Regions from separate parts of the Homo sapiens genome. Here region 1 is linked to region 2. Evidence: read pairs that join two places in POLR2A ChIA-PET (ENCODE). Cell type or tissue: Caco-2. All regions are shown on one strand. Links, peaks and the distances in the headings refer to the core of each region. The heading gives the core; the rest is flanking DNA.

Region 1 (5,382 bases), core at 271-5,270, 87 kb before region 2:
ATGGTGCACAGAACCATTGGCAGAGAGGAAAAGATTTTGCCATTTCAAGTGTCCCTGGTGAATGAACAGCCCACAGATAATACATTGTTTAGGAAATAGTGGACTGGCTCATCAAATTCAAATTTACTACTTACATTTTCTAGAGAGTATAATATAATGAGAATAATTTATATTATCTTTATTTTAAAAAACTTGAAGTTTATATCAAGATGCAATTTGAGCAAAAGTAAAAGTGCTTATGAAAACATTTTAAATGGCCGGGCGCTGTGGCTCATGCCTGTAATCCCAGCACTTTGGGAGGCCAAGGCGGGCAGATCACCTGAGATCGGGAGTTCGAGACCAGCCTGACCAATATGGAGAAACCCCATCTCTACTAAAAATACAAAATTAGCTGGGTGTGGTGGCACATGCCTGTAATCCCAGCTACTAGGGAGGCTGAGGCGGGAGAATTGCTTGAACCGGGAGGCAGAGATTGTGGTGAGCCGAGATTTCACCACTGCACTCCAACCTGGACAACAAGAGCTAAACTCCGTCTCAAAAAAAAAAAAAAAAAAAAAGAAAAGAAAACACTTTAAAGTGATAATTTTACGCTTTTTTTTGTCTTTTTTTTTTTTTCCTTTTTCTGGAGAACGGGGTCTCGCCATATTGCCCAGGCAGGTCTCGAACTCCTGGGCTCAAGCTATCCTCCCGCCTCTTGCCTCCCTGAGAGCGGGATTACAGGCGTGAGCCACTGCGCCCGGCCAAAGTGATAATTTTAGTGAGATGTAATTCACCTACCATAAAATTCACCCTTTTAAAGTAAAAAATTCAGTGGGTATTTTTTTTTTTTTTTTTGATGGAGTCTTGCCCTGTCACCAGGCTGGAGTGCAGTGGTGTGATCTCGGCTCACTGCAACCTCCGCCTCACAGGTTCAAGTGATTCTCCTGCCTCAGCCTCCCGAGTAGCTAGGACTACAAGCGTGCACCACCATGCCCAGCTAATTTTTGTATTTTTAGAGATGGAGTTTCACCATGTTGGCCAGGATGGTCTCGATCTCTTGAGCTCGTGATCTGCCCGCCTCGGCCTCCCAAAGTGCTGGGATTACAGGTGTGAGCCACCGCACCTGGCCTTCAGAACATTTTTATCACCCTAAAAAGAAACCCTAGGCCAGACATGGTAGTTCACGCCTGTAATTCCAGCACTTTGGGAGGCCAAGGGTGGCGGATCACCTGAGGTCAGGAGTTCGAGACCAGCCTGTCCAACATGGTGAGACCCTGTCTCTACTAAAAATGCAAAAATTAGCTGGGCGTGGTGGCGCGCACCTGTAATCCCAGCTACTCAGGAGGCTGAGGCAGGAGAATCACTTGAACCCGAGAAGCAGAGGTTACAGTGAGCCGAGATCACACCATTGCACTCCAGCCTGGCTACAGAGCGAGTCTCCATCTCAAAAAAAAAAAAAAAAAGAAAAGAAAAGAAACCCTATAGTCTTTAGCAGTTACTCCCAATCTGTCTTCCCCCCAAGTCCCTGGCAAAATTAATCTGCTTTCTTTCTGTACAGATTTGCCTATTCTGGCCATTTCATATAAATGGAATCATGGGCCAGGCGCAGTTGGCTCACACCTATAATCCCAGTGATTTGGGAGGTGAAGGCAGGAGGATCTCTTGAGGCCAGGAGTTTGAGGTTATAGTGAGCTGTTACTGCACTGCTGTACTCCAGACTCAGTGACAGAGTGAGACCTTGTTTCTAAATAAATAAATAGTTTTAAAAAATAAATGGAATCATGCAATGTGTGACCCTTTGTGACTGGCTTCTTTCACTTAGCATAATGTTTTCAAAGTTTATCCAGGTTGTAGCATGTTATCAGTATTTCATTCCTTGTTTTTTGTTTTTGTTTTTGTTTTTGTTTTCAGACAAGGTCTTACTCTGTCACCCAGGCTGGAGTGCAATGGTGCGATCTCACTGTAGCCTCAACCTCTCTGGCTCAAGCAATCCTCCCACCTCAGCCTCCCAAGTAGCTGGGACTACAGGCACATGCTATCACACCTGGCTAATTTTTGTATTTTTGGCAGAGACCGAGTCTCGCTATGTTGCCCAGGCTTGTCTCCATCTCCTAGGCTCAAGCAGCCCTCCTTCCTCAGCTTCCCAAACTGCTAGGATTACAGGCCTGAGCCACTGCGCCTGGCCCATTCCTTCTTACTGATGAATAATATTCTATTTTATGGATATATCGTGTTTTATTTATCTATTCATTGGTTGATAGATATTTGGGTGATTTCTACTCTTTAGCTATTATAATACTGCTGTGAACATTTGTGTACACATTTTTGTGTGGACATATATATGCTTTATTTTCTCTTGGGTGTGAAATTTCTGGGTCATGTGGTAACTCTACGTTTAACATTCTGAGGAACTGTCAAATTATTTTCAAAGTGATTGCACCATTTTACACGCCCATCAACAACCTCTAAGAGTTCCGATATTTCTATGTCCTAGCCAACACTTGTTATTGTCTGTCTTAAGTATTCACTCCTTGTGTTTTTTATTTGCATTACCCTAATGACGAATGATGTTGGTTATCTTGTTTTTTTTTTTTTTGAGACGGAGTCTCGCTCTGTTCAGCCCAGGCTGAAGTGCAGTGGTGCGATCTCAGCTCACTGCAAGCTCCGCCTCCTGGGTTCACGCCATTCTCCTGCCTCAGCCTCCTGAGTAGTTGGGACTACAGGCGCCCGCCATCGCGCCCGGCTAATTTTTTGTATTTTTTAATAGAGATGGGGTTTCACCATGTTAGCCAGGATGGTCTCGAACTCCTAACCTTGTGATCCGCCCACCTCGGCCTCCCAAAGTGCTGGGATTACAGGCGTGAGCCACCGCGCCTGGCAATGTTGGTTATCTTTTCATGTGCTTATTAGACATTTGTATACCTTCTTTGGGGAAATGTTTATTCTAATCTTTTGTCCATTTTTTAATTGGGTTATTTGGCTTTTGTTGTTGAGATGTAAAAAGTTTTTAAAACTAATAAAATATTTTTCTAATTTTTTTTAAGGCTAGGGCGTGGTGGTATGCACCTGTGGTCCCAGCTACGAAGGAGGCTGAGGTGGTAGGATCGCTTGAGCTCAGGAGATGGAATGCACCACTGCACTCCAGCCAGGAAGTGTAATGGTTAGTTTTATGTGTCAACCTGGCTAGGCTATAGTCCCCAGTTACTCAATCTAACACACTAATCTAGGTGTTGCTGTAAAAATATTGTGTAGATTTGGTTGACCTATACAATCATTTGAAGTTAAGTAAAGGAAATTATCTTTGATAATTGGTGGGCCTCACCAATCAGTTGAAGGGTCTAACAAGCAAAACAGGTTTCCCTGAGAAGGAAGAAATTCTGCCTGTGGATTGAACTGTAGCCTCAGCCCCAGCCTGAGAGTTTCCAGCTTGCTCTGCAGATTTTAGACTTGCCAGCCCCCTCAATCATATAAGCCAATCCCTTAAAATAAATCTCTTTGTATATGTATATATCTCCTACTATTTCTGTTGCTCCGGAGAGCCCTGACTAATGCAGGGAAGAAGAGGATGTCTTCCTTCCATTAACTCCCAATTTGAATCAATTGGAAACACCAGGTTTGGGAATGAAGGAGGAAGGCCTGGCAGACAAGGAGATCTGAGGGGAGGGTGTTGAGAGCCTCCCGTCTAGAGGAAACGGTACCCCATGTCTAGAGATGGGAGGTGGTGAAAATGTTACCTGAACAATACTCCATCTGGATCATCAGATGAATAAGGACTTCTAGAAGCTCAAGTTTAATCACTGTTTTCTTTATTCTTTGGTTTTTGTTTTTTTGAGACAGTGTCTTGCTTTGTTTCCCAGGCTGGAATGCAACGGCGCGATCTCGGCTCACTGCAACCTCTGCCTCCTGGGTTCAAGTGAGTCTCGTGCCTCAGCCTCCTCAGTAGCTGAGACTGCAGGTGCGCACCACCACACCTGGCTAATTTTTGTATTTTCAATAGAGACAGGGTTTTGCCATTTTGGCCAGGCTGGTCTTGAACTCCTGACCTCAGGTGATCCACCCACCTCGGCCTCCCAAAGTGCTGGGATTACAGGTGTGAGCCACCATGCCCAGCCTCTTTATTCTTTATCTCATCTTTGTGATCTCTAGTTTTGAGATGAGGAGCTTTCTTTCAGCCTCCTGTACTCTCAACTAACAATCATGAGCTTTTAGTTCAAGGGAAATAACTTGGTTTTGAGAAGAACAAATGATCCTGTTGCACTGTGCTACAAGGTCTTTGACTTGCTTTCTGAAGGTCTTCAGCTCTTTATAACAGGCTCATCTTGGCATTTGCTTCAGAACTTTCTTCCTCTTGCTCCAATAATGACCTTCCCAGACAGATCATTTCTCAAGAGACGACACTGCTTTGTCTTGACAAAGTTCAGTCACTTCATTTCCTCTCTGCAGAAGATTTTGATCTGCACTTTCAGTCGAGGTTTGCTCAGCCTGAAGATTTTTCACCTGATCTGTCTTGGCTTTTCTGTTTTCTTCTTTAGCAATGTTGATGTAGAATTGATTTTTCTCCCATCTGGGATGTTTAAATGTACACTTGACTTTTCAACATTAATTTCTTCCTGGCTCCTCTTGTCTGGTCATAAATACTCTCTTCACCTGCAGATTCTAAGTTATTACCCATGTTCTCTTCTCCAAGGGAAGCTATCACATCTTTTATCTTTAGGCCAGGCATGGTGGTATGCACCTATAGTCCTAGCTACTGGGAAGGCTAAGGCAGGAGGATTGCTTGAGCCCAGGAGTTCAAGGGAGCAGTGAGCTATGAGAGCGCCACTGTACTCCAACCTGAGCAAAAGAGATCTTGTCTCAAAATAAATAAATAAACAAACAAACAGAAAAATTCTGCCCCAAACCAAGATTACTATTAACACATGTAGTATCACAACACACATTAACTCTCTCCCATTAATTCCCCAGGAGAGTAAATCTTAGTCTTACATTGTCAGATACTTCTCCATAGAATTTTGTTGCAGTGGGCCAGGGGTGGTGGCTCATGCCTGTAATCCTAGCACTTTGGGAGGCTGAGGCAGGTGGATCACTTGAGGTAAGGAGTTTGAGACCAGCCTGGCCAACATGATGAAACCTCGTCTCTACTAAAAATACAAAAATTAGCTGGGCGTGGTGGTGCATGCCTGTAATCCCAGCTACTCAGGAGACTACTCAGGAGGCTGAGGTAGGAGAATTGCTTGAGCCTGGGAGGCAGAGGTTGCAGCAAGCCGAGATCGCACCATTGCACTCCAGCCTGGGCAACAGAGTAAGTGAGACTGTCTCATTAGAAAAAAAAAAAAAAAAGAACTCTGCTGCAGCATCTTCTAGGTTTGTCCATGGTACAGATTCGTGGTGGAGGTTGCAGTG
Region 2 (5,382 bases), core at 59-5,058:
AGTTTTATATGTGGTTTGAGGTAGGGGTCCAGCTTCATTCTTCTGCCTGTAGATATTCAGTTGTCCAAGCACCATTTGTTGAAGAAACTTTTCTTTTCTCATTGATTAGTGATTAGTCTTGGCATGTTGGTTGAAAATTAATTGGCCAGAGATGTATGGATTTATTTCTAGACTTGTGATTCTGTTCCATTGGTCTATATACCTGTCCTTATGCGAGTACCATGCTGTATCGATTACCATAGTTTTATAGTGAATTTTGAAATTGGAAAGTGTGAGTCTTCCAACTTTGTTGTTCTTTTTCAAGATTATTTTTGCTGTTTGTGGCCTCTTGCAATTCCATGTGAATATGAGGACTGGCTCTTCCAGTTCTACAAAAAGAGGTTTTTGGACTTTTGATAAGATCTGTAGATTGCTTTGGAGGTGACATCTTAACAATATTAAAATTTCCAATTCATGAATACAGGATTTTTAAATTAATAACTTAATTTTGGCCAGAGATGGTGGCTCATGCCTATAATCCCAGCACTTTGGGAGGCCAAGGCAGGAGGATCGCTTGAGCTCAGGAGTTCAAGACCAGCCTAGGCAACATAGTAAGACCCCATCCCTGCTAAAAATTAAAAAAAAAAAACTTAGCCAGGAGTGGTGGCACTATTGTCTTAAACAGTAACTCTCATTTCTCCCCTACCCCAGCTCCTGGCAACCACCATTCAACTTTGTCTCCATGAATTGGATTGTTCTGTGTATCTCATATGAGTAGAATAATAGTGTTTGTCCTTTATTACTGGTTTAATTCACTTAGCATAATATCTTCAAGGTTCATCATGTTTTGGTACGTGTCAGAATTTCCTTCCTTTTTAAGTCTGAATAATACTCCATTGTATGTATATACCACATTTTTTTGATCCATTCATCCATCAACAGACACTTGAGTTGCTTCCACCTTTTGGCGGTTGTGAATTTCCCATTGCTTTTTTTCCTCTTTTTTTTTTTGAGACAGTGTCTTGCTCCGTTGCCCAGACTGGAGTGCAGTGGTGTGATCTTGGCTCACTGCAACCTCTGCCTCCTGGGTTCAGGTGATTCTTGTGCCTCAGCCACCCAAGTAGCTAGGATTATAGGTGCGTGCCACCATGCCTGGTCAATTTTTGTATTTTTTTTTTTTTAGTAGAGGCAGGGTTTTGCCATGTTGGCCAGGCTGTCCTTGAACTCCTAGCCTTGTGCGATCCTCCTGCCTTGGCCTTCCAAAGTGCTGGGATTACCAACGTGAGCCACTGCACCTGGCCCTCAATTTTTTTTTATTGCAGTAAAATACATATAACATAAAATTTATCATCTCAATTTTTTGAAAGTGTATAGTTTAGCGTATTAAATACATTCATAATGTTGTGTGACCATCACTGTCAACTATCTCTAAAACTCTTTATCTTACAGATCTGAAATTTCTCTACCCATTAAACACAAACTCCCTATTGCCCCATTCTCCCTACCCCCCTGACAATCCCCATTCGATCTTCTGTCTCTGTGATTTTGATGACTCTGAGTACCTCATATAGGTAGAATCATATAGGATTTGTCTTTTTATTTTATTTAATTATTTAAATTATTATTATTATTATTAATTTGCTAGTGGTGGGATGGAGGGAATGGGTTCTCACTGCCTTTTTTTTTTTAAAAGTGACAATTCTCACTTTGTCATCCAGGAGGGACTGCAGTGGCACGATCATAGCTTATTGCAACCTCGAATTCTTAGGCACAAGCCATCCTCTTGCCTCAGCCTCCCAACCAGCTAGGACTACAGGCATGTATCACCACACTTGGCTAATTAAAAAAATTTTTTTTGGTAGAACCAGGGTTTCACTTATGTTGCCCAGGCTGTTCTTGAACTCCTGGCCCAAATGATCCTCCTGCGTCTGCTTCCCAAAATGCTGGGATTACAGTGTGAGCCACTATACCCAGCCCCATTGCTTTTTTTGTTGTTCTTTTGTCTTTGGCATGACACTGGGTTGGAGCTTACCAGCCCCATTGCTTTTTAATATAACAGCAAGCCTTCCTTTCTCTTTTTCTTTTTTTCCACAAATATTTATAGAGCAGCTTCTTTATGCCCACTATTTTTAGTATTAGAAGCCTGGCAGTGAACAAGACTAACAAGGTCCTTGGAGGTTACATTCTGTTGATAAGAATGGTTCCCTCTTTGGAAGCCTTGCCAGGCACTAGTTCTCTGATTTGCTGAGTTTATGATTAGGCCAGGTATCAACTGTGTGTCCTCACTTTGGACGTTGCAGCCCTTAGCCCCATTTTCTCTTTTTTTTTTTTTGAGATGGAATCTTACTCTGTCACCCAGGCTGGAGTGCAGTGGTGAGATCTTGGCTCATTGCAACCGCTGCCTCCCGGGTTCAAGCAATTCTTCTGCCTCAACCATCCAAGTAGCTGGTTTTACAGGCGCCCATGACCACGCCCAGTTAATTTGTTTTATATTTTTAGTAGAGATGGGGTTTCGCCATGTTCGCCAGGCTGGTCTCGAGCTCCTGACCTCAAGAGATCCACCCGCCTCGACCTCCCAAAGTGCTGGGACCTTAGCCCCATTTTTCCTTTGTGCCTTACTTTGGCATTTTCTCTTAGAGGCCTTTCATGAGCCCCCAGGCTGGATTGGGTGTTCCTCTTCTGCTCTAACCACCCATCACTTATCTTTATTATAATGCTGCCTAACTCTCTCTTCTACTGGAATGGTACCCTTGTTGACTGACTCATGTATAGCTGCTTGGCTTAATGGTAGACCAGATATTCAGGTCCTCTGAGACAGGCCCCTGATGACTTTTGCAACTACATCTTTCACCACAGCCTGCCTTGCACTTTGGACTCTAGCAACACTGAAATACATGTCATTTCCCAAGGCATGTTAAGCTGTTTCTATTCTCTAGGCTCTCCCTTTTTCCTAGAATGCCCTTTTCCTCTAGGCTAATGTCTTTCTCCTTTAAATTAGTCATCTTCAACAAAGGCTACCTTGACCTTCTCTTGACTTTGCCACATTCCTGCTGCTGCCTTCCTTCCATGGCCTTTGTCACGCTATATGGTAATTGACAGGTTCCATGATCTTGAGGAACTTATGGATTTTAGCAGTGGGTCTTAGCTTGCCATCTTCTTCACCCATCAAGTTTCATTTCTCTCTTTACTCATTGAACTTGGCTTTGCTGATGACAGACATTCTGAAATGAAAGTGACCTCCTGGGAGTCTGATGGGATTTCCTCTTTATTGCTCTCCCATTGTATTTCACCCTTGCATTTGTGTCAATTCTCAGTAGGATTAACATAATCTTTTTGTGTAAAAATAATATGCCTCTAATATGTTTCTCACCTAGCAGAGATTCTAATGATCTTAATTAATCCTGATGGCATTTTATATATTCATTTTTTGTCCTAAAATCTCCTTCACCTTGTTTTTTGGAAAAATGCCTGTTATGGAAAAACTAGAAAACTTGGCAAATAATATCGCTCTATATTCTGCCATGCAGAGATTACTTTTAAAACTCAGCATTTAGGCTTTTTTGAAGTTTTTTTTCTATTTATTTTATATAATTAAGATCATACTATAGGTAGTCTTTTGGAGTATTTTTTAATTTAACATTATATCATAAGCATTTTCTATTTTTGAGACAGGGTCTGGGTCTGTCACCTAGGCTGGAGTGCAGTGGCGTGATCACAGCTCACTGCAGCCTCAAACTCCTGGGCTCGAGATCTTCTGTCTTAGCCTCCCAAGTAGCTGGGACTGTAGGCGAACACCCCATGCCCAGCTAATTTAAAATTTTGTTTTTTGTGGAGATGGGTTCTCCCTGTGTTGCCCGGGCTGGTCTCGAACTCCTGGCTCAAGTGATCCTCCCACCTTGGCCTCCCAAAGTGCTGGGATTACAGGTGTGAGCCACTGCGCCTGGCCTCAGTCTTTATTTTTTTGGTAGTTTTCTTAGGATAAATAGGAATAGGGTAATTGGAGTGAAGGTATAATTTATTTTTATTTTTATTTTTTTGAGATAGGGTCTGGCTCTGTCACACAGGCTGGGGTGCAGTGACTGGAGTGCAGTGGCACAATCTCAGCTCACTGCAACCTCCGCCTCCTGGGCTCAAACTATCCTCCCACCTCAGCTTCTTGAATAGCTGGCACTACAAGTGCACGGCACCACACCTGGCTAATTTTTTTTAATTTTATTTTTATTTTTTGTAGGGTTTCACCATGTTGCCCAGGCTGGTCTTGAACTCCTAGGCTCAATCCATCTGCCTGCCTTGGCCTCCCAAAGTGCTAGGGTTACATACATGAGCCACTGCGCCCGGCCAGGTATAACTTTTTAAAGGCTCTTGATATACACTGTTGAGTTATTATCCTAGATCATTGCAGGGACTAAGTATTTGTTAAATGAAAGAGTGACTACCCGCTAGAAAGACTGTGAGTAGTCATGCTCTTTACAGGAGTAGACGAGTGGCTCTAACTCCCCATACTGCCTTTCATATTTGATCCTCTCAGTGTCCTCCATCCTCATTTGTTTACAGTGAGGGCTTTATCCTCTTATTAGTCAGACTTAATTGCTTTCTCTATGCTCAGGCCAGATGAAATCAGGTCTTTATTCCTTCTTTCCCAAAGAAGAGATACTGAACTTCTCATTTGGTCATGGTCTTTCTTCACCCTTCCATCATTTATTGGTAGCATCTTCTGACTTTGAGGGCCCTTCTTGAAACCATAGAGACTTGAAAAACTTGACCAATCCCTTAGGTAATATTTAAAATGTGGGAGGGATTAAGGTCTCGTTGAAAAAAAATCTAGAATTAGTTTCTGAGAGACCAAAGGGATTCTAATTCCTGCTCTACCTGGCTGACCTTAACCTTTGATCTCTCTGGGACTCTGTTTATTATCTGTAAAAAGGGCCATAATAATAACTCCCTTTCTTATCATATGGGCTTGATAGGATTAATTAATTTATAAAACAATATATTATTGAATGGCTACTTTGTAAAATTGTATGATAAATTAAATTCATTCCTTCAGTCATGCATCCTTTATTGATTGATTGATTGATTGATTGAGACAGAATCTCACTCTGTCACCCAGGCTGGAATGCAGTGGCGCGATCTCGGCTCACTGCAACCTCTGCCTTCTGGGTTGTAGTGTTTCTCCTGCCTCAGTCTCCCGAGTAGCTGGGATTACAGTTGTGTGCCACCACACCAGGCTAATTTTTGTATTTTTGGTAGAGATGGGGTTTTGCCATGTTGGCCAGGCTGGTCTTGAACTTCTGACCTCAAGGGATCCACCCATCTTGGCCTCCCAAAGTGTTGAGATTACAGGCATGAGCCACCACGCCTGGCCTCATCCATTATTTATTCAACTGGTCAACAGATGTTAAT

The links. Peaks named below come from ENCODE experiments on the same cell type or tissue, not always from the same donor. Only the 100,000 strongest peaks of a DNase experiment are listed, where the experiment ranks them.
Region 1: POLR2A ChIA-PET joins it to region 2 with 6 read pairs; 4 of 35 experiments call an interaction of 5 or more read pairs at or near these places.

The regions. Positions count from the first base shown.
Region 1 is chr11:73,639,793-73,645,174 of GRCh38, reverse strand. It overlaps the pseudogene LOC100419713. Among named protein-coding and RNA genes, the nearest start is that of PLEKHB1, 4.1 kb to the left of the region's middle. In Caco-2, for the core only: no CTCF peak of the experiment used is centred there; no DNase peak of the experiment used is centred there.
Region 2 is chr11:73,552,637-73,558,018 of GRCh38, reverse strand. The region is part of intron 1 of FAM168A (family with sequence similarity 168 member A); the gene reads left to right. Among named protein-coding and RNA genes, the nearest start is that of FAM168A, 43 kb to the left of the region's middle. RefSeq lists a silencer at 4,095-4,319. In Caco-2, for the core only: no CTCF peak of the experiment used is centred there; a DNase peak (open chromatin) is centred at 2,818.